Regions from separate parts of the Homo sapiens genome. Here region 1 is linked to region 2. Evidence: read pairs that join two places in POLR2A ChIA-PET (ENCODE). Cell type or tissue: Caco-2. All regions are shown on one strand.

What was found. ChIA-PET counts read pairs that join two places held together with the same protein. Peaks named below come from ENCODE experiments on the same cell type or tissue, not always from the same donor. Only the 100,000 strongest peaks of a DNase experiment are listed, where the experiment ranks them.
Region 1: POLR2A ChIA-PET joins it to region 2 with 13 read pairs; 3 of 35 experiments call an interaction of 5 or more read pairs at or near these places.

What each region holds. Positions count from the first base shown.
Region 1 is chr20:48,955,594-48,963,593 of GRCh38, reverse strand. All of the region lies in intron 6 of ARFGEF2 (ARF guanine nucleotide exchange factor 2), which reads right to left. Among named protein-coding and RNA genes, the nearest start is that of ARFGEF2, 38 kb to the right of the region's middle. In Caco-2, no CTCF peak of the experiment used is centred here; no DNase peak of the experiment used is centred here.
Region 2 is chr20:49,185,032-49,193,031 of GRCh38, reverse strand. It overlaps STAU1 (staufen double-stranded RNA binding protein 1), which reads left to right and starts at 4,698. Exons shown (of 14, transcript NM_017453.4): 1 at 4,698-4,916. RefSeq lists silencers at 4,425-5,094, 5,325-5,484 and an enhancer at 5,885-5,954. In Caco-2, no CTCF peak of the experiment used is centred here; DNase peaks (open chromatin) are centred at 4,491, 5,181, 5,831, 6,051 and 1 weaker place; H3K4me3 peaks cover 2,689 bases.

The sequences.
Region 1 (8,000 bases), 230 kb after region 2:
CTTATACTACTCTCTTCCTTCCTAAGTCCCAGTGGCTCGGCCCAGGGCCCTCCCCACCACCCCCAACTTGGAGGCAGGAGCTCGATTTTATCCAGCCAGAGTTCCTGGCAGAACAAATGGAGCTTTCTCTTGTGCCTTAGCCTCGGGGACCAACGAGCCTTGGTAAATGACATGCCTTCTGCTGCTTCGCCTTCTCACACTGTAAACCCAGAATCTGGCATGAGATTTCCAATGTGATAGTTAAGGATTTACTAAACTTTTATGAAATTATTCTGTAAAATGTTAACTGTTTAAGTAGAAGAGGTTCAGTATCTCTTACTCCCCCCGCCGCAGAAAACTAGCTCTGGGAAAGAGCTTACGTAAAGTAAACAGTTCTTGACCAGATATTTAGAAGTAAACATTACTTTTTTTTTTTTTTGAGACAGAGTTTTGCTGTCTTGCCCAGGCTGGAGTGCAATGGCACCATCCCAGCTTACTGCAACCTCCACCTCCTTGGCTCAAGCAATCCTCCCGCCTCCTCACCACGCCCGGCTAATTTTTGTAGTTTTAGTAGAGATGAGGTTTCTCTATGTTGCCTAGGCTGGTCTTGAACTCCTGAGTTCAAGTGATCTACCACCTTGGCATCGCAAAGTGCTGGGATTACAAGCGTGAGCCATTGTACCTGGCCTAACATTACTCATTTATAAAACATCACGTTGACCAAAAAAGCCATCACCTTAAAAAAGCAAAACCAAAATAATCCTTTGACTGTGTATTAATGAGAATTTTCAACCCAGCCACCATTTTTATGAGTTCTATGCTTGATCTATAAGGTCCCGGAGGGCAGTGCTAAGTATTTTCATTTCCACTGGGCACTTAACACTCTGGAACTATCTACGTGGCAAAGTAAATTCGTGTGGGAAATACTGATGTTATAAGCTTTTCCTAGAAGGCAAAGGGAACTTGAAATTAGAAAACCCCAGAAACAGTCACAATTGCTAAACTCACTTCTTCATCTAAAAAGGATGATTTAGACTAGATCACTGTTACTCAAACTTTAGTCATTCTCAAACCACCTTCATGGCTTTTGCCACATTCATGCACCACTATAATATTATATATTATTATGTATTTTAAATATACTGTTATGCACCACATAACAACGTTTGGTCAATGAGGAACCACATATACAATAGTGGTCCAGGAAGATTACAAATGGAGCTGAAAAATTCCTATCGTCTAGTGACATCATAGCCGTCATTATGTCACAGCACAACTTATTACTTATATTCGTGGTGATGCTGGTGTGAACAAACCTACTGTGCTACCAGTCATATAAAAGAATAGCACATGCAGTTCTGTATAGTACATAATAATTGGTAATAAACCACTATGTTATTAGTTTGTTATTTATTTATTTTTTATTTATTATTTGAGACGGAGTTTCACTCTTGTTGCCCAGGCTGGAGTGCAATGGAGCAATCCCAGCTCACTACAGCCTCCGCCTCCCAGGTTCAAGCAATTCTCCTGTCTCAGCCTCCTGAGCAGCTGGGATTACAGGCATGAGCCACCACGCCCAGCTAATTTTTTGTATTTTTAGCAGAGATAGGGTTTCTCCATGTTGGTCAGGCTAGTCTTGAACTCCCAGCCTCAGGTGATCCACCCACCTCGGCCTCCCAAAGTGCTGGGATGACAGGCATGAGCCACTGCGCCCGGCTAGTTTATGTATTTATTATACTTTTTTTTTTTTTTTGAGAGAGTCTCACTCTGTTGCCCAGGTTGGAGTGCAGTGACACGATCTTGGCTCACTGCAACCTCCGCCTCCCAGGTTCAAGCAATTCTCCTGCCTCAGCCTCCTGAGTAACTGGGATTATAGGCGTCTGCCACCACACCCAGCTAATTTTTGTATTTTTAGTAGAGACAGGGTTTTGCCATGTTGGCCAGGCTGGCCTCAAACTCCTGACCTCAAGTGATCTGCCTGCCTCAGCCTCCCAAAGTGTTGGGATTACAGGTGTGAGCCACCGTGCTCAGCCTATACTATACTCTTTATTGTCATTGCCTTCTACTTATTTAAAAAAGAAAAAGTTAGCTGTAAAAAAGTCTCAGGCAGGTTCAGGAGGCATTCCGGAAGAAAGTATTGTTATTATAGGAGATACCAACTTCATGTGTGTTATTGCCCCTGAAGACCTTCCAAGGGACAAGATGTGGAGGTGGAAGACAGTGATATGAATGATCCTGACCCTGTGCAGGCCTAGGCTAATCTGTGTGTTTTGTGGCTTAGTTTTTAACAAAAATAATTTTAAAGTTTTAAAAACCTAAAAATTTAAGAAATAGAAAAAAAAGTATAGAATAAGAATATAAAGAAAAAATATTTTTGTGCATCTGTACCATGTGTTTGTTTTAAACTAGGTGCTATTACAAGAGCCAAAAAGTTAAAAAAAATTGTTTATAAGGTAAAAATGTTACAGTAAGCTAAAATTAATTTATTATTGAATAAAGAAAATTATTATTATTATTATTATTATTATTATATTTTGAGACAGAGTCTCGCTCTGTTGCCAGGGTCGAGTGCAGTGGCACAATCTCGGTTCACTGCAACCTCCGCCTCCCGGGTTCAAGAGATTCTCCTGCCTCAGCCTCCTGAGTAGCTGGGACTACAGGTGTGCACCACCATGCCCAGCTAATTTTTGTATTTTTAGTAGAGAAGGGGTTTCACTATGTTGGCCAGGATGGTCTCGATCTCTTGACCTCGTGATCTGCCTGCCTCGGCCTCCCAAAATGCTGGGATTACAGGCATAAGCCACCGCGCCCAGCCAGAAAATTAATTTTATAGGCTGGGCACAGTGGCTCATGCCTGTAATCCCAGCACTTTGGGAGGCCAAGGCGGGTGGATCACCTGAGATCTGGAGTTCGAGACCAGCCTGGTCAACAACAGAAACCCAGTCTCTACCAAAAATACAAAAATTAGCCAGGTGTGGTAGCGGGCACCTGTAATCCCAGCTACTCGGGAGGCTGAGGCAGGAGAATCACTTGAACCTGGGAGGTGGAGGTTGCAGTGAGCAGTGATCGTGCCACTGCACTCCAGCCTAGGCGACAGGAGCAAAACTCGGTCTCAAAAAAAAAAAAGAAAATTATTTTTATAAATTTAGGGTAGCCTAAGTGTACAGTGTTTATAAAGCCTGCAGTGGCATACGGTCATGTCCCAGGCCTTCACATTCACTCACTGCTCACTCACTGACTCACTGGAGTAACTTCCAGTCCTGCAAGCTCCATCCATGGTAAGTGCCCCATACAGGTATATCAGTTTTTATCTTTTGTACTGCATTGTGACTGTACTTTTTCAAATACTTACCACTGTGTTACCAAAGCGTACAGTATTCAATACAGTAACATGGTGTACAGGTTTATAGCCTAGGAGCAATAGGCTATACCATATGCCCATACCAACAAGCTATACATATGGTATGTAGTAGGCTATACCATCTAGGTTTGTGTAAGTATACCCATAATATTCTTTCGCAAAACAGTGAAACTGCCTATGACTCATTTCTCAGAACGTATCCCTGTTGTTAAGCAATGCATGACTGCGAGTATTTACTAGTGCTCTTTAACTCACCTTAAGCAATAAAATTCACAAAATAACAGTTTTCATACATTAGTTATATTTTCTGAATGCATATTAAAATAAATAACCATTAAAATATAAAACGTTCTGGTGGGGCATGGTGGCTCATGCCTGTAATCCCAGCACTTTGGGAGGTTGAGGTGGGGAGGATCACCTGAACTTAGGAGTTTGAGACTAGCTTGGACAACACAGCAAAACCCCATCTCTACAAAAAGTATAAAAATCAGCAGGGCACACCTGTAGTCCCAGCTCCTCGGGAGGCTGAGTCAGGAGGATCACTTGAGCCTGAGAGGCAGAGGTTGCAGTGATTTGAGATTGCGCCACTGCACTCCAGCCTGGGTGACAGAGTGAGAACCTGTCTCAAAATGGAAGGAAGGAAGGAGGGAAGGAGGGAAAGAGGGAGGGAGGGAAGGAAGGAGGGAGGGAGGGAGGGAAGGAAGGAGGGACAGAGGGAGGGAGGGAAAGAGGGAGGGTGGAAAGGAGGGAAGGAAGGAGGGAGGGAGGAAAAGAGAAGGAGAGAAGAAGGGAGGGAGGGAGGGAAGGAGGGACGGAGGGAAGGAAGAAGGGAGGGAGGGAGGGAAGGAAGGAGGGAAGGAAGGGTTCACTTATCATGACATCTCACCTCTTGTAATTTGGAAAACATATGACTAGATATTTCCAAGTTCCTTTCCAGTCCCAACCTTCTCTGATGCTATGATATTAATAAAATTATGGTGACAGTTTCCAATCTGTATCATACATTCCAAAGTACACAGCACCTCATTTACATTCAACACCCAAGAAATATCAACTCATTTTATCAAAGAAGCTACAGCCTCAGTGAGTTAGACCAGAGGCTATAGAGTGGTGACTGGCAAGTACCTCTGCCTGTACATATGTATTGCTTAGCCTATGTGCTGCTTTTTAAAACTTCTGAATTAGCTGCCAACATTTAAAAACCAGGAGACTACTCACAAAAACCAGAATGGGCTTCTATTTAAAAAACCCAACTATGTGGCAACACTGGGCCACAACTGGCTGGAACCAGGTGAAGCTGCCCTCTTCAGCCAGGGCATGAACTCAGCTGATACCCTGTTGCCTCAGTCCTCACCACTCCCAATCGACTCCCTTCCCTTGGGGCCAAATGCGAGGTGCCATCACACTTGGACCACTGTTGTTACTACACAGTAAGCAGGAAAGTAACATGTCTGTCAAGAGCAGAGAAAATGGGAGGCTGACTGGGCAGGGTGTTTTAAGAACATCAGAGAAGGCTGGGCACGGTGGCTCACACCTGTAATCCCAGCACTTTGGGAAGCCGAGGTGGGCAGATCACGAGGTCAGGAGATCGAGACCATCCTGGCTAGCGCGGTGAAACACCATCTCTACTAAAAATACAAAAAAAAAAAATTAGCCAGGCGTAGTGGCGGGCTCCTGTAGTCCCAGCTACTCGGGAGGCTGAGGCAGGAGAATGGCGTGAACCCAGGAGGCGGAGCTTGCAGTGAGCCGAGATTGTGCCACTGCACTCCAGCCTGGGCGACAGAGCGAGACTCCGTCTCAAAAAAAAAAAAAAGAACATCAGAGAAAAAATGTTCCCTTGTAGAAGTGAATTCAGCATGATGAATAACAGCGAGGGCTCTGGAGCCTGCATGCCTGGTCCGGGTCCCTGCTCTGCCACTTCCCACTGTGGGGACTTAAGTTACTTAACCTCCCCAAGCCTCAGTTTCCTTACCAGTAAACAAAGCCCTGTGAGAATGATACACATAAAGCATTTAAAACAGTGCCTGAAAAAAGTGAGCTCTCAAATGCTACTTTTTATTAGGCCTGTGTGTTTATATGTAGGTGCTTGTGTGAAGACATTTATGATGTCCTCATGATAGAAGCCTGCTCATTTCTGTCACCCGCCTGGCCCTGCAGACTAAATCCATAATGAAAATTTCCAACGAATCACACTGCAAGTAGTTCCAGTTAGTTAAAACCTTCACTATCTTTCATTCCTAAGGAGAAAAACAAAATTTCACATCAGCATGGATCTCCTCTTTCCCTCACTGCAGTTTTTCCATTTAAACAGCATCAAGAGCAACGTTTTTTGGAGGGATAGAGTATATAACTCATATTCCTTAATAGGCAGGATCCATAATAGTACTTATGCAAAATCAAAACATTCTCAGGCCAGGAAGAGCTAAGGAGAGTCAGAAAGCCCGAATACCAGCAGAAGGTTCCTGAAGAGGGAGCTGCTAAGGAAAAATCCCAGTAGAGGCCCCAAAGCAGGAAGACTCCACCCAGTAACTGTGGACTGCTTCCCCTGCTGACATGACAGCCTTGGATAGGTCTCAGAAGAGGCTTTTCTGGATGTTGTGATAACCACTACTAAGTCCATTGTATCTAAGTTTCAAGCATGCTGTGAAAGTGTTTGATAATTAAATCAAATCAAACCTTTGAGAGGTACAAAGAATCTACTTAAAAACCACTGGTTCTGCTCTTCCCTGGGATATCACCACCACTACTGATTAGGCACCAGACCCTATCTGTTTCAGACTCTGCCCCGAAGCAAAATAAGAGGGCCACCTTGAATAGGCTCACATAGGAGAAACCTTGCTGCCATTCCCTCCCTAGCCAGCTGGAGAACACTCTGTGGCAGGCACTGCCAGTTCTCTAACTCATATCCTTCCTAACAGATCCTGAATTTTGTTTTGGGAGGGAATGTGCCTACATTTCTCAGCCTTTCTTGCAGAAAGGGTGATCATGTGATGAAGTTATAGCCAATGAGGGGTAAGCATAAGTTATCAGGGTTGGCAACAAGCTCCAGAAGACTCCTCTTTAGAAGGGGGGTGACTCAGCTGGCAGAGTTCTTCAGTCCTATCTCTTCCTCTTTCTTCCTACCTGGAACAAAATGACAGGATCCTGAGCCATAAGATGACCCTAAGGATAGAAGTCACATGCTAAGAATAACGGGGAAAAAATGGGAGGAGTCTGAGATAAGGCCTCCCCACATCCCTGTTCTCTGTCCAGTTAAATAGGGAGCATGGGGGATGGTGGGGCGGTAAGATTCATTCAATCAACAAACTGAGTGTGTATGTGTCCGGCACAGTTCCAGGCATTTGGAACATATTGCTGTCTAAAACAAAGATCCTGGTTGGGCGTGGTGGCTCACGCCTGTAATCCCATTACTTTGGGAGGCCGAGACGGGTGGATCACCTGAGGTCAGGAGTTCGAGATCAGCCTGGCCAACATGGTGAAACTCCGTTTCTACTAAAAAATACAAAATTAGCCAGACGTGGTGGTGTGAGCCTGTGGTCCCAGCTACTCGGGAGGCTGAGGCAGGGGAATCACTTGAACCTGGGAGGCAGAGGCAGAGGTTGCAGTGAGCCAAGATCTCACCACTGCACTACAGCCTGGGCAAGATGGCGAGACTCATTCTCAAAAAAAAAGATGCAAAAAGTGAGCTAAGAAATCCACACAAACACATAGGTAATTCTACACAGTATCTGTAAAAATGTACACACACTGATGTCTGATGCTGGGAGTTAAAAGTCAGAATCCTAAAAACAAACTTTAACTCCTGGCCTCAAGTGGCCCGCCTGCCTTGGCCTCCCAAAGTGCTGGGATTGGAGGCGTGAGCCACCACAGATGTCCAGGTCTATTGGTGAATTCTCTTCATCTACACAAATAACATGGGAGGCAAATTATCCTAGGAAGGCTGTGGGGGGGATTCCCAGTTAATTAAATTGGAAAACATTATGTTGAATGCCAAGTCAGCAGTACAGTGAGTGTCCAGTTAGGGTTGGCCATGTGATGGTGATTACTACAGGACAGTCTGTGGGAGAGCCCCATGGTTGTGTCCAACATCCATGCACTTTAGTAATATGTAAAAATAATAGCCACAGAGGCACTAGAGCTCAGGCCTTTCACTGGGCCTTGATGCCTGGACTCCGCCCCTGGGTACGTGTCTCCCTTGTTCAACTCCCTCTTCTGAAGGACCTGTTCTTTCTTTAGAGCCTAGTCCTGAGAACTGGAAGTCATTTGCTCCTTTAAGATTGACTGACTGATTTAGAGATGGGGTGTTTATTTATTTAGAGAGGGGGTCTTGTTTTGTTGCCTAGGCTGGAGCACAGAGGCTATTCACAGACACACTGCAGCCTCAAACTCCTGGCCTCAAGTGATCCTCTTGCCTCAACCTCCCAAGTAACTGGGAATACAGGTGTGTGCCATGGCACCCAGCCCACTTGCTCTTTTTAAAGGTAACAGCACACTTCCGTTCTGACCCACTATTTGCAGGTCTGGGGTTTGCTTCTCCCAGGCAATCTGATTCCCATGTTCCTGGGAAAGTCTCACAGGATGCACCAAGTATTGGCCACAAAATCCACAGCAACATGCTAACAGCAAATTATTTTCTCTTTGTTAGAGCAGAACTTCAAGT
Region 2 (8,000 bases):
TCTTCCATTGATTGTGGAACTAATCAGGCACTAGCATCTAACTATTTTAATTGGTAATGCTTTACCAATAGTATGTTTGCTATTTGGTCAGGAGTTTTCAGAAAGTTCTTGGTTATTTTTCTTATTAATTTTTCCATAAGACTTTAGACATGGCTCATAGAGATCCAAAACAAAATCCTGTTTGTTATTTTTCTTGGGATCTCATTCAATGTCTTTTTAAATTTTAATGTATTTTTTGAGTCAGGGTCTCACTCCAAGCCTGGAGTGCAGTGGTGCAATCACAGCTCACTGCAGCCTCAACCTCCTGGGCTCACGCGATTCTCCCACTTCAGCCTCCCAAGTAGCTGGGGCCACAGGCACATGCCACCACACCCGGCTAATTATTTTTGTACTTTTTTTGTAGAGTTGGGATTTTGCCACGTTGGCCAGGCTGTCCTTCAATGTCTTGATCAACTGATATCTTAATGATCTGGATGGAACCTTCCTAGCCAATACCATAACCTGTATTTCTCTTTGTTCAAGTCTTTTTCTGTATTCTTTTGCAGAATTAAACATTTTTTCTTCACACAGATTGTGCATATTTCTTGTAAAGTTTATTTCTAGGTATTTTTATTTTTCCACTGCTTTGTAAATGGGATCTTCCATTATATCTTTTTTCTCTTGTTTTTTCTTTTTTTTTTTTTTTTGAGATGGAGTCTCGCTCTGTTTCCCAGGCTGCAGTGCAGTGACTCGATCTCAGCTCACTGCAAGCTCTGCCTCCTGGGTTCACGCCATTCTCCTGCCTCAGCCTCCCGAGTAGCTGGGACTACAGGTGCCTGCCACCACGCCCAGCTAATTTTTTGTATTTTTAGTAGAGATGGGGTTTCACCATGTTAGCCAGGATGGTCTCGATCTCCTGACCTCATGATCTGCCCTCCTCGGCCTCCCAAAGTGCTGGGATTACAGGCGTGAACCACCGTGCCCAGCCTCATTTTGTTTTTTGAGATGGAGTCTCGCTCTCTTGCCTAGGCTGGAATACAGTGGCGTGATCTCAGCTCACTGAAACCTCTGCCTCCCAGGTTCAAGTGATTCTCCTGCCTCACATGCCCGAGTACCTGGGACTAAAGTTGCATACCACCACGGCTGGCTAATTTCTGTATGTTTAGTAGCGATGGGGTTTCACCATGTTGGCCAGGCTGGTCTCGAACTCCTGACCTCAAGAGATCCGCCTGCCTTGGCCTCCCAAAGTGCTGGGATTACAGGTGTAAGCCACTGCGCCCGGCCCCATTATATTTTTATGTCTTCTAATTGTTGCTCTTAGATTCTGATATATCCCTAGGAGTGCAGGCTACCTCAAATAAGCTTGGGAATTACTTATTTAGGCCAGCAAGTAGTTCTCAACCTTGTTCTCCTGTGCTACACATACCACAGGTGACCCTGACATACACCAATCAACCCTACAGGTGTTCCCTGTTTCTTAGGGACTTGCGCAGAGATAAGCAAGGCTGTAATTTTTCAGCAGTCTACGGAAATTTATCATGTACTATTGTGTCCCTGGCACTGTGTTATGGGCCAGGGACCATCATGACTACTAAGACAGGCTGAGTCTCTGCTGTCATGGAAGTTGATCACTTAGTTCTAGCCTAATAGATATACTCAACAGATAATTGAAAATTATAAGGGTGCAAAGTTCTACTAAGAGGCTATGAGAGTGGAACAGATAATTCATCAGAGGTTAACATTCACACTTGTAATCCCAGCACCTTGGGAGGCCGAGGCGGGTGGATCACCTGAGGCCAGGAGTTCGAGACCAGCCTGGCCAACATGGCGAAACCCCGTCTGTACTAAAAACACAAAAATTACAGGGCATGGTGGCAAGCGCCTGTAGTCTCAGCTACTCGGGAGGCTGAGGCAGGAGAATTGCTTGAGCCCGGGAGGTGGAGGTTGCAGTGAGCCGAGATCGCGCCACTGCACTTTAGCCTGGGTGACTGAGGGAGACTCTGTCTCAAAAAAAAAAAATAATTAAAAATAAAAATAAATGTCTCACAGGGCTTTTATGAGCTTTGCATCAGAGAGCCGAGATCACACCATTGCACTTCAGCTTGGGCAACAGAGTGAGATTCTGTCTCAAAAAAAAAAAAAAAAAATTCAGCATCTCACAGGGCTTTTATGAGTTTTGCATGTTCCCATTCCTTAGTACAGATGCACATAATTTATCTTGTGAGAAGGAACACACATAATTTATCGTAACATACTTAATGCTCACAGTTTCTTGTGAACCAAGAACACACAGCTTCCATCTTTTTCTCAAGGTAAAGAAAAATGATTCCTTAATTACTTAGCAAGACTCAAGAGGTCTTCAGGACCTTGGAAGAGAACTTGACTGATAGTTTCTAGGTACAAACAGAAGAAAACAAATCTAGGTGACCTACTCCTGGTCAGGTATGGTGGCCCACACCTGGAATAATCCCCCCAGTACTTTGGAAGATTGAGGCAAGAGGATTGCTTGAGCCTAGAATTTGAGACCAGCCTGGTCAACTTAGTAACTTAGTAAGACCCTGGGCAACTTAGTAAAACCCTGTCTCTATAAAAAATTAAAAAATTAGCTGGGAGTGGTGGCACATGCCTGTGGTCCCAGCTACTCAGGAGGCTGAGGTAGGAGGATTTCTTGAGCTCAGGAGGTTGAGGCTGCAGTTAGCTGTGCTCATGCCACTGCACTCTAGTTAGGTGACAGAGCGAGACCCTGTCTCAAGAAAAAAACAAAAAAGATGCGGAAGGAGGAAAGAGGGAAGAAAATTGAGACTGGAAGTCATAGACCCACCACTTTTGTCCCTATGGGTGATAGCAAAATCACCTTTGACGAGATTGTCTGATTGTGCGCAGCTTTGGGTTTAGGGAGACCTCTCTGCATCTGCTCCTTTACCCAAGGAGGTATGGGATCCACACTGCTTGGAAGTTAGAAAGAAAAGATCACTTTTAGCAGAGGGCTGGACAATATCTGAATGTTGCTTACTACTGTCTTGGATGGGCACTAAAGGGACGGTGAAAGTCCTTTGACTATTTTTGGTGTTCTGAAATTCAGTGTCATTGCACTTCACAAGAAGCAATGTAAGGAGGCAAGTGTCCTCCCAGGCTTCGCTAAGGCTCCAAAGCCTTGTTTGGAGGGGCCTCTTCAGACACAGCAGCTCGTATTTTGAATTTATATTCCGTTGGCAAGAGAGATTGAGCAATTATTAGATTGAGAGACATTTAAGAAAGAGAGAATTATTTTTAAATAGTGGGGCGGCAGTCCCAGAGTGAGCGGGAGAGAGAAGCTCTGTGCACCTGCAGTTCCTTCATTCATTCTCAGTTTCTTGGACCTCTCACAACGCGAGCATAATTTTCGCTGAGTGTGCAGAAGTTCAAGATTCTTTTTTTTTTTTTTTTTTTTTTTGAGACAGAGTCTCACTCTGTTGCCCAGGTTGGAGTGCAATGGCGTGATCTCGGCTCACTGCAACCTCCGTCTCCCGGGTTCAAGAGATTCTCCTGCCTCAGCCTCCCAAGTAGCTGTGATTACAGGCGCCCACCACTGCATCCGGCTAGTAGAGACGGGGTTTCACCATGTTAGTCAGGCTGGTCTCGAACTCCTGACCTCAGGTGATCCGCCCACCTCGGCCTCCCAAAGTGCCGGGATTACAGGCGTGAGCCACTGCGCCTGGCCAAGATTCTTTACTGGCCACCCTCTCTCCAACCTCCCATACAATACAGCTGCTAAAAACCACTTAGTTTATCTAGGTCTGGGTGAAATAAATAGTAATCTGGCACTTCTCGTCTTTTTTTTTTTTTTTTTTTTTTTTTTTTTTTTTTTTTTTGAGACCAGTGTCTCTTTGTCGCCAAGGCTGGAGTGCAGCGGCGCGATCTCAGCTCACTGCAATCTCCGCCTCCCGGGTTCAAGCGATTCTCCTGCCTCAGCCTCCCGAGTAGCTGTTTACCTACAGGCGCCCGCCACCACGCCCGGCTAATTTTTTGTATTTTCAGTAGAGACGGGGGTTTCACCGTGGTAGCCAGGATGGTCTCGATCTCTTGACCTAGTGATCCGCCCGCCTCGGCCTCCCAAAGTGCCGGGATTAGAGGCCTGAGCCAACGCGCCCGGGCCATTGTCTTTTATCTCACTACACATTTTTCAATTTTATTTATTGTGTATTTTACTTACACAAGAATGTAAGCTCCACGAGGGCAGGGATTTTTGTCAGTTCACCACTACATTCTTAGCTCTTGGAGCAATGCCTTGCATATGGCAAGCATTTAATGAACATTTACAGATGGAGGAAGAAACAACTGCAGGAAGGAGAGAAAGGAAGGCCAGAGGCAGGACAAGAGGAAGAAGCGACAGCAAGGAAGGAAAAAGGAAGTGGAGGAGGAAAGAAGGTAGGCTGGGTTCTCCCAGACCCGCTTCGAGTCCAGCAGGCAGCGCGAAACTCCCACCAGAACTACAACTCCCGGCAGGCCCCGGGACTCAGGACGGGCCGCTGCGGTCCAGGCGGGACAGGGCGCTCCTCCCGCTGGGCCCCCGGCGTGCCTTGCGAGCGCAGGCTCCGCCGCAGTGCCAGCCGGAACTTGTGGTTCGGACCGTGGGTGGGGGTGGGGCCGGGGCCGGGCCTGGAGGCGGGCGGGGGCCGGGGGCGGGCGCCTGCCCCTCCCCCGTCACTTCCTGCCGGGCTGCGGGCGCCTGAGCGGCTCTTCAGCGTTTGCGCCGGCGGCTGCCGCGTCTCTCTCGGCTCCCGCTTCCTTTGACCGCCTCCCCCCCCCGGCCCGGCGGCGCCCGCCTCCTCCACGGCCACTCCGCCTCTTCCCTCCCTTCGTCCCTTCTTCCTCTCCCTTTTTTCCTTCTTCCTTCCCCTCCTCGCCGCCACCGCCCAGGACCGCCGGCCGGGGGACGAGCTCGGAGCAGCAGCCAGGTGAGGCGGCCGGGCCGGGCCGGGCCTGGTGGGGCCCTCGCGGGCGCCGCCGCGGTGGGGAGGTGGGCGGCGGGTGGGGCCTAGGCCTCGGCGGGCCCGCGCACCCCTCCGCCTTCTCCCGGGCCTCTCTCTAGCCCGCGGGGCCTTCCCGGAGGAGGCGGGTCCTCTTGCGTTCCCTCGCCTCGGGGCGCCCTGAGGCCTGGCCCCGGGCGCCCCCATCCCCTCCAGCCCTCACCGGTGCCACAAACAGGTGCTGCGGCCGCCTTTCCTCGTCCCGCATGGCGCGCGCGGGGATGCCGAAGTTATTCCCGGGGCTGGGGCGCAGGCGGGGGGGGGGGGGGGTCCCTGCTTCAGGTCCCCGAGGGCTGGAGCCTCTCAGTGTCGCCGGCCCAGGTCTGTAGCTTAGTGGTTAAGAGCACGGCCCAGGTGTCCAAAACGGGTGCCGAACCCGGCTCTGCCCCGTTAGGCAAGACACTTAAAAAGTCTTTGTGTCTTGGTTGGAAAAGGGGCTGCTAATACCGTCCCTGCCTCTTAAGGTTCAGTGAAATGGGGCGTGTAAAGCGCTTATCAGAGTGCCAGACCCACAGCGTGTCCCAGTAAACCGTCTGCATAATTTATTAGCGTGATATGAAGGTATAATTTAATGGGCAGAGTGGATAGAAGTTGACCTACCTATCCGTTTGGGTTTCTTAGAGGCTGCAGTGTTCCGCGTGCCCATGTCCAGAGCCAGGGCATTGTTTTCAGTTGTTAACATCTGAAAGGGGCGTACGCTTAATTGGGACACTGTAGTTGACAGTCTGTAAACGATGGATGCTGTTTCTTTCCATCTCCGCTTAGGCAACTGCAGGATATTCACCATCTCCCGCAGGATGAGCAACCTGTCCATTTCTCCCCGCCCCGCCATCATCCAGCTTCTTCTTGTCATTCCATTTCTGGGAAAGTTGCTGGCAGAAGCTTCCCTTGAGTTGAGCAAACCTATCTAGAGCACTTGCTGTGTGTTGGGCTCTGAAGGGGGGTGTACGGAGATGGAAAAATTTGTCTGTCTTGTCTTGCTCTACACCTCGATAAGTTTTTTTTCACGGAAGCTTTGCTTATATTCACCCCTCCCTGTTGGCTGACTTTCCTTTTAAGCCCTTGCCCCGCCTCCGTGTTGCAGTATTGCTTGTGTGGAAGTTTTCTTCTGTTCCGCGAAGATACGTGCTTCAGTCTGTTCTGCCACTGTTCTTCGGCTGTGTGGAAGTTTTTAAGGTCACACTTCTCTTCTGCTTGTAGCTTTCATTGTTAAGAGCGTGGTGGAGTTAAATCAGGTTCCCGGTTGATTTTGGCGTTTCAGGAATCCGTGCTTACCAAGTGTAAATTGCATTGCTACTTGTTGAGGTAAAAACTAAAAATACAGTTGGAGTGTAGAGGGAGCAGTTTCGGTTATCCTGGTGACAGGTGGGATTTTTAGAACAGCAACTTTACTAAAACATACTGGGTTTTTAAAAATTCTGTACTTAGTTTTATAGGTGTACTCTAAGGAAATGCAACTTATGGGTGTTCAATTTTATATGAGTAAGGAGTGTGTGTTTACCTGAGTGATCCTCCTGTATCTTAGGATTGTTTTAGGCATTAAATTTCCTTAGTGAACTGAAACTATTTTGATTTATACCCATCTCTTAACACACATGCGGCAAAGTGGCCTCCTTGTTTTTGACATTTTCCTAGAATTTTCTGACAGTCTTACCATTGTTTGTAATTTAAAATGTTTGTTTGAATTTTTTTTTTTTTTTGAGACAGTCTCACGCTGTCGCCCAGGCTGGAGTGCAGTGGCGCGATTTCGGCTCATTTCAACCTCTGCCACCCTGGTTCAAAAGATTCTCCCGTCTCAGCCTCCCGAGTAGCTGGGATTACAGACGCCCGCCACCGCGCCGTGTTAATTTTTGTAGTTTTCGTAGAGACGGGGTTTTGCCATGTTGGCCAGACTGGTCTCGAACTCCTAACCTCGTGATCCACCCTCCTAGGCCTCCATAAGCAGGTTAGGCGCGGTGGCTCACGCCTGTAATCCCAGAACTTTTGGGAGGCCGAGGCGGGTGGATCACGAGGTCAGGAGATGGAGACTATCTCTTGAGCCTGGTGTGGTGGCGGGCGCCTGCAGTCCCAGCTACTCCCGAGGCTGAGACAGGAGAATCGCTTGAACCCGGGAGGTGGAGGTTGCCTGGGCGACAGAGAGAGACTCTCTCCAAAAAAACAAAACAAAAAAAACACATAAGCAAACAACTATACAAGCAGTATAAAGCATGTCTAATACTGCCATATCACAATGGCATATTTCAATAGGGAAATGGTATTTTAAATACCATTTTTTAAAAACCTTTTATTCTGGAAAACATGCGAAACTCGAATAGTATGGAGAACCCCATGTGTTAGTCACTCACTTAGCTTTGACAATTATTAACTCATAGCCAAGGTCGGTTTTGTTTCATGTTGTATCCCCCCACACAAACTAGATTATTTTGAAACAAATCTTAAACATTGTGTCACAACATTAGCGATTTTGACTTTTACCAGATTGCCCCAGATTAAGGTCACAAAATTTACTTTTAGTAGAATAATAGTTCTCATTTTTGTTTGTTGGGCTTCCCTTCTCTGTTTATACATGATTTCTGTACAGCAGAAAAGAAGAAGAAAATTAACTCTTGATCCAATGCCTTCAGCTCCTCAAAATCAAAATACAACCTTGCTGCTTTATTGTGTACAAAAGCAAAAATTCTTGAGCTATTAATGACTATAATTGAAAAGCGAACAAATACAGATTTCCCCAGTCCTGTTTTGGCAGAGACCTGCCTTTTAACCCACTTTAATAGAGATAACTTTGTGTCAAAGTTAAACTACAGTTAATAATTCATAATGAAAACTTAAAATGTTTCTTTACAGTAGTTGTGTAAAGATACTGCTGTTACCTTAGGTTAAGAATTAAGCAAAAGATAATCTTCTAACATAGAATTGTTTTCCAAAGTGCCCCCGTCTGCCCTATTTCCAAATAACAAATTTAGCAAATATGAATGAAACCTTAATTTTTGTGAATAGTATGAAATCACAGCA